2 separate regions of the Homo sapiens genome follow, and region 1 is linked to region 2. The links are chromatin loops, found by intact Hi-C in ENCODE. Cell type or tissue: GM12878. All regions are shown on one strand. Region 1 overlaps KIF1A (kinesin family member 1A). Region 2 overlaps ANKMY1 (ankyrin repeat and MYND domain containing 1).

Region 1 (2,500 bases), 220 kb before region 2:
GCCCAGGCAGCTCCTGGGGTGGGGTGGGCAGGGGCTCCAGCCCCCCAACCCCACCTGCTATCTCTCTGCACAGAGGGCTGAGTTTCTGAGGTCTTCCTCAGAAGACCAGCTGCCATGGGTGACGTAGGAGGGAGCGGCTCATGGCTGGACCTCAGGCCACCCTGTTCCTGGATGCCTGAGAACCTGTCACTGAAGGGGCTTTGGCCCCACACCCTGAGGGCTGAGACATGAGGCCGGTCCCAGGGTGCCTCTGGGGTTGAGGCAGCCCTGTTCTGGGGTCAAGGCCCTGGGTCTGAGAAAGGAGGAAGGCGCGTTGCGTGGGCGCGGCCTCCCCGAAGCGGCTTTGGCCCTCGCTTGGCTCCTGCCCGTGCTGGCAGCTCCCACCCCTAGCCCTGCCCTGGAGCAGTCTTGGGGACTGTCCTCTGCTGGCACCCCCAGGCAGGCACCGTCCTGTGGCTTGGCTGACCAGGCCAGTGGGCCTTCCTGTGCCATGGACGGTGCTGGCGTCCTCAGCCCCATGATGGGCCGGGCTGCTCCAAGGCCGCTCTCCCTGACGTGCGGAGGCTCAGGATCCCCGGCTTCTGGCTCCAGCCTGGGGCCTTGGCCTTCCATGCGCTTTTCCATGGCCTTGCCTCCTGCCCGCTCCCAGGCCCCACGCTTTGCAGCCTCCCTGGCTCAGAGTGGGCCTGTGGCCACAGGCCGCTTCCCTCTGCCTGTCCCCCACCCCGCTCCCGCTGCGCTGCCCGGCCCTCACTAACCGTGTGATTGTTTGTGTTTTGCAGGCAGTTTCTTGATTCGGACATACCTAGGTATCATCTGTGACCCTTGGTTTACCCTTGGTTTCATTTCAGCCTCTTCTTTCCTCCCTGCTCCTCCCCTGACCGCCCCCCATGCCCCTGAGAAGTTAACTTCCAGCTTCCTGGACTCCTCACACACGTGCTCACCTGTCCTCCTGTTCCTCCCGTCTTCTTTCTTTTTATTCTCTTGGAATCTTGGTTTGATTTCTTTATTGCTTTCCCACCCTGTCCTCTTGGCTGAGTCCCTTCTTCCCCCACTCCTGATTTTGGCTGCTTTGTAGTTTCCTGCTCCCTAGTAGACACTGGCTGGCCTCCTGCTCCTCCTGCCCCAGCCTTGCCTGCCCCGCGCCACACCCTGCCCTGTGGATGGGCTCGGTGTCCCGCACGCTGCTGGCTGGCCCGCTGCCCTTGGCTGCACCACCCTGTGAGGACCAGCCCCGCTCCCCTCTCCCTGCAAGGGGCTGTAGCAGGCAGAGCCATGAGCACAGGGGTTGGGGAAGGGCAGACAGGATCCAGCCCAGGAGACCCTCACACTCCGGCACATTCCACAGCCTCTCGTGAGTCCCTCACCTGGCCAGGCCAGGAGGAGGGACAGCGGCTCCAGCCACGCTCCTCTGGCCGTGGCCACCGAGCATCCTTTTGTGGAAGTGGCGGGTGGTGAATTCATGAAGAGACCATAGAGTCCCAGACTCAGGTTGTCCAGCAGGAGGCTCCCTTTTCCCCGGCTGCAGTGAGGCCCCTGCCCGTGCCAGCCTGGGGCAGGGAGTCGGCGAGACCTTGGGGATGGAGGGCCTCCAAGTCCCTAATCCAGGCACTGGTGAGAACTCGAGTCCGTTCCGAATGGAAAATCAAGGCTGCCTGCTCCTGGGTCCCTGCATGACTGTGGCCAGCGTCACGGCAGTTATCCTGTGGGGTGGCGTTTGTGAAGTGAACTGAGCAGCAGAAGGCCTTTCAGACCAATGATGGGCCTTTAAGCCCTGTAGTTGTGAGGTGTGAGGCCGCTCCTGGCACAGAGCCCCAGGGCAGTGGGGCTTGGCCAGCACTTTCTGAGGCCACATCCTTGTCAGGTCGTGTTGCGATGGGTCAGGACAGATGATTGACAACTGTGGCAGAGGGACTGTGGCCAGGAGAAGACTCTGCCCAGGGGTGGCCGGGCCAGAGTCCCCATTGGCATGGTCCCTTGAGCACGTGCACACACACCTCTTTCCATGAACAGATCTTTTCTGAAGGCTGCCGCACCAGCCCTCCCTGGGGACCTGGATGCAGCAGAAACCCTGTCAAGGGACCCCTGTGATGGTGGCTGGGCTGAGGAGGGAGCACGGCCCTGCAGGGCCTGAGCAGGGGCCTCCCTCTCCCTGCAGTGAGTCTGGCGGGCTTGCAGGAGGAGGAGATGGCATCGTGCTAGCTAGTCCTGGAGTCAGCTGGCCTGCCTCTGGGAGTTTCCCCATGCTCGGAAAGATCTGGGTCTGGGGAGCCCATCAGCTTGGGCTCTAATTTAGGAGCTGTTTTCTGGGCATTGCTGTGCCATTGGTGGGGCCGCAACATTCACCCACGCACTCATTGATCTTTCACGTGTGACTAAGACACTCATGTGAGCCACATCCTGTGGGATTAAAGGCAAAATCAGGAAAAGTCTGTCCAGGTGGGTCAGAGCCTGGCCAGGAAGCTCATTCACCCTCTCATCCCCCCCTCATTCCCCCTCA
Region 2 (2,500 bases):
TATTTTTAGTAGAGGCGAGGTTTCACCATGTTGGCCAGGCTGGTCTTGAACTCCTGACCTAGTGATCCGCCCACCTTGGCCTCCCGAAGTGCTGGGATTACAGGTGTGAGATACCGCGTCCAGCCAACAATTTTCTATTAAAGAGCAAATCAGATCTCAAAGAAAACCCTATTATTTTGACACTGGGGCCCAGACACTGGCCTTGTAACCACGTACTTTTGATATTAATGTTAATTTATAGAAAAACTCTGAACTAGTTTTATCCCTCAGAATTGCCCCTTGCAATCTCATGTGCTCACCTCTTTTACGATAGTCTCTGGGCCTAGAGGGATTGAATAGTTTTAATTTCTGGCCCTGTGTCTCACAAGAGCAGTTCATCTTGATTGACACCTTCTCCCAGGTCTGAAGACCAGCAAGAGCAGAACATCAGCACTGTGGCAGACACAAGTCCCAGTGCTCATGCCCATGCATGCCCATCCACTGGTAACCCAGGGAGGTGGCTGGGGCATCTGAGGCAGAGGGCAGGGCAGGTTCCAGGCAGCTGCTGACTCCCAGGAGGAATGGGACTCTCGGGGTTGCCTCCCTCCACCATGCTGCGCAGTTGTGGCTTCAAGTCCCACTCTAACTGCCAGTCTCACCTGGACCTGGCAGTAGTCCAGGGGTTTCTTTGCTCTTCAATGCATTTTGCACCTTGCAGCTTCCTCTTGGATTCCTTCTGTGCTCTCTGCAGAGTGTCATTGGACATCCTCGTGGAGAGGATCCGTGGTGGGAAACTGAGCCCTCATGTTACTGAAAATGTCACCATGTTACCCTCTTGATTGAATAATAGATTAGCTAGATACAGAATTCTGGTTCCAAACTGTTTTCCCTTAGACCTTTGAAGGTCCTGTCTCACTGTCTTCTGTCCTTCTGGGACTCGTGGGACTTAATGAGAAGTGTGATGCCCCCCTGCCTCCTGTGTCTGTGTAAGGGTTAATTCCCTCCCTCCTTATTAAGTCACCTTAGCACTGGGTCAGAGCTGTGGGTCTGTGAAATTTTCTTGCATTATTTCTCTAGTATTTCTCTCTATTGTGCTCTCCCTACTGGCCTGGAGCTCCTACCTGAGAGACGTTAGAACCCCAGCTCTCTCTCTCATGTACCCTGATTTTGTTTTGGAGTGCTTTATATGTCTTTGTGCTTCTGCTGTTTTGGGGAATTTCCTCAGCTTAATCATTTCCTGATTCACCCCTCAGCTGGGTTGGTTCTGTTATTAGCTCAGTTATTGCTGTTGCTGCTGCTGTTTTAGGGGTGACATAACATGTAAGGAGGGTGTGGCCTCCGGCTGACTGTTGTAGATGCACGGCCCCGTGCGCCTCCTGGTGGCCTGGGCTGTGGTTACCATGGAGCAGCGGGCTGCCCATTCTCCACTTGCCTGCTTGGGTCTGCGTCCCTCTGGGGTCAGTAGATTGTTGCCTGCAGCACCGGCCTCCCCAACATCAGGCGATGCCTGCATTATATTCTCTTTTCTGTCCTCTCACTGCATGCCTCTGCTGGGTATGGACGCTGCTGGCCCTGGTCATGCTTGAGGCTGTGGGTGTTGGGCTGTGTGGAGGTCGCAGGGGCTGCTGTCAAGCTGGGATAGTACTGCTCCTCCTGGGAGTCAGCAGCTGCCTGGAACCTGCCCTGCCCTCTGCCTCAGGTGCCATGTCCCTTGGTCACCGGTGGATGGGCATGCATGGGCACACCCGGCTGCTCTCCCCAAGTTCCTGTGGCTGGTCCTCATGCTGGTGGCTCTTCCCACCATCCAGGCTCACCTGTCTCCCCCTCAGGGGTCCCTCCTGGGTTCTTTTCTCTTTCCTGTTGGAGCGAGGCTGGTCTTTAAGGGACTGGGGAGCATCTCTTGACCCAAAGCCCACTGTCCATTCTCAGCCGGGCTCTCCCTTAGGACGGCAGGGCTGCCTCCAGAGGCCAGGGCCCCTGTGAACACCTCTGCGTCACTGCTGCACAGCAGTGGCCTCTATGGATGCTGTCAGCTGATGGCTGGGGACACTGTGAGTGGAGAATGGACAGGTCAGGGGCTGGAGTCAGGAGGCCACTCAGGAGCTGCACGGCTGTTAATGTGGTGGGCCTGGCAGGGCAGGGAGAGGCTTTTCTTAGAGGAAGTTGTGGACAGTGGCTTAAAATCACACTGGTTCAGGGTGGGCCTTCCTACCTGTGGCCCTGGCAGACAGAGGCATATTAGGCATTGGAAGCAACATGTATGTCTTGCTCAGCGTGTTGGGAGTTTGCCCACACTGCCTTCAGGGACCAGTAGCCTGCACGTTGTGAGGCAGGTGAGGCTGAGAATGGTGCCCTTGGAGTCTCAGCCATTTCCCTGGCATTTGGGTCCCTCAGGTACCTCACCTGTCTCTCCCTACGAGAATGTGCCTCACTGCCCGCCCCGGTGTTTCCTCTGCAGCTGAGCACCCTGACACCACTCCACATCGCTGCCGCCCTTCCTGGGGAGGAGGGGGTACAGATT

The links. Peaks named below come from ENCODE experiments on the same cell type or tissue, not always from the same donor. Only the 100,000 strongest peaks of a DNase experiment are listed, where the experiment ranks them.
Region 1: a loop joins it to region 2, with 4 times the contacts of the local background. A loop is called at or near these places in 6 of 110 quality-filtered maps.

What each region holds. Positions count from the first base shown.
Region 1 is chr2:240,733,028-240,735,527 of GRCh38, reverse strand. The region is part of intron 38 of KIF1A (kinesin family member 1A); the gene reads left to right. Among named protein-coding and RNA genes, the nearest start is that of AQP12A, 42 kb to the right of the region's middle. RefSeq lists an enhancer at 1,283-1,783. In GM12878, a CTCF peak has its summit at 1,502 (motif pointing right); no DNase peak of the experiment used is centred here.
Region 2 is chr2:240,512,880-240,515,379 of GRCh38, reverse strand. It overlaps ANKMY1 (ankyrin repeat and MYND domain containing 1), which reads left to right. Exons shown (of 18, transcript NM_001282771.3): 10 at 2,438-2,500. Among named protein-coding and RNA genes, the nearest start is that of ANKMY1, 44 kb to the left of the region's middle. RefSeq lists enhancers at 963-1,082, 1,214-1,508. In GM12878, a CTCF peak has its summit at 1,359 (motif pointing left); a DNase peak (open chromatin) is centred at 1,249; H3K27ac peaks cover 827 bases.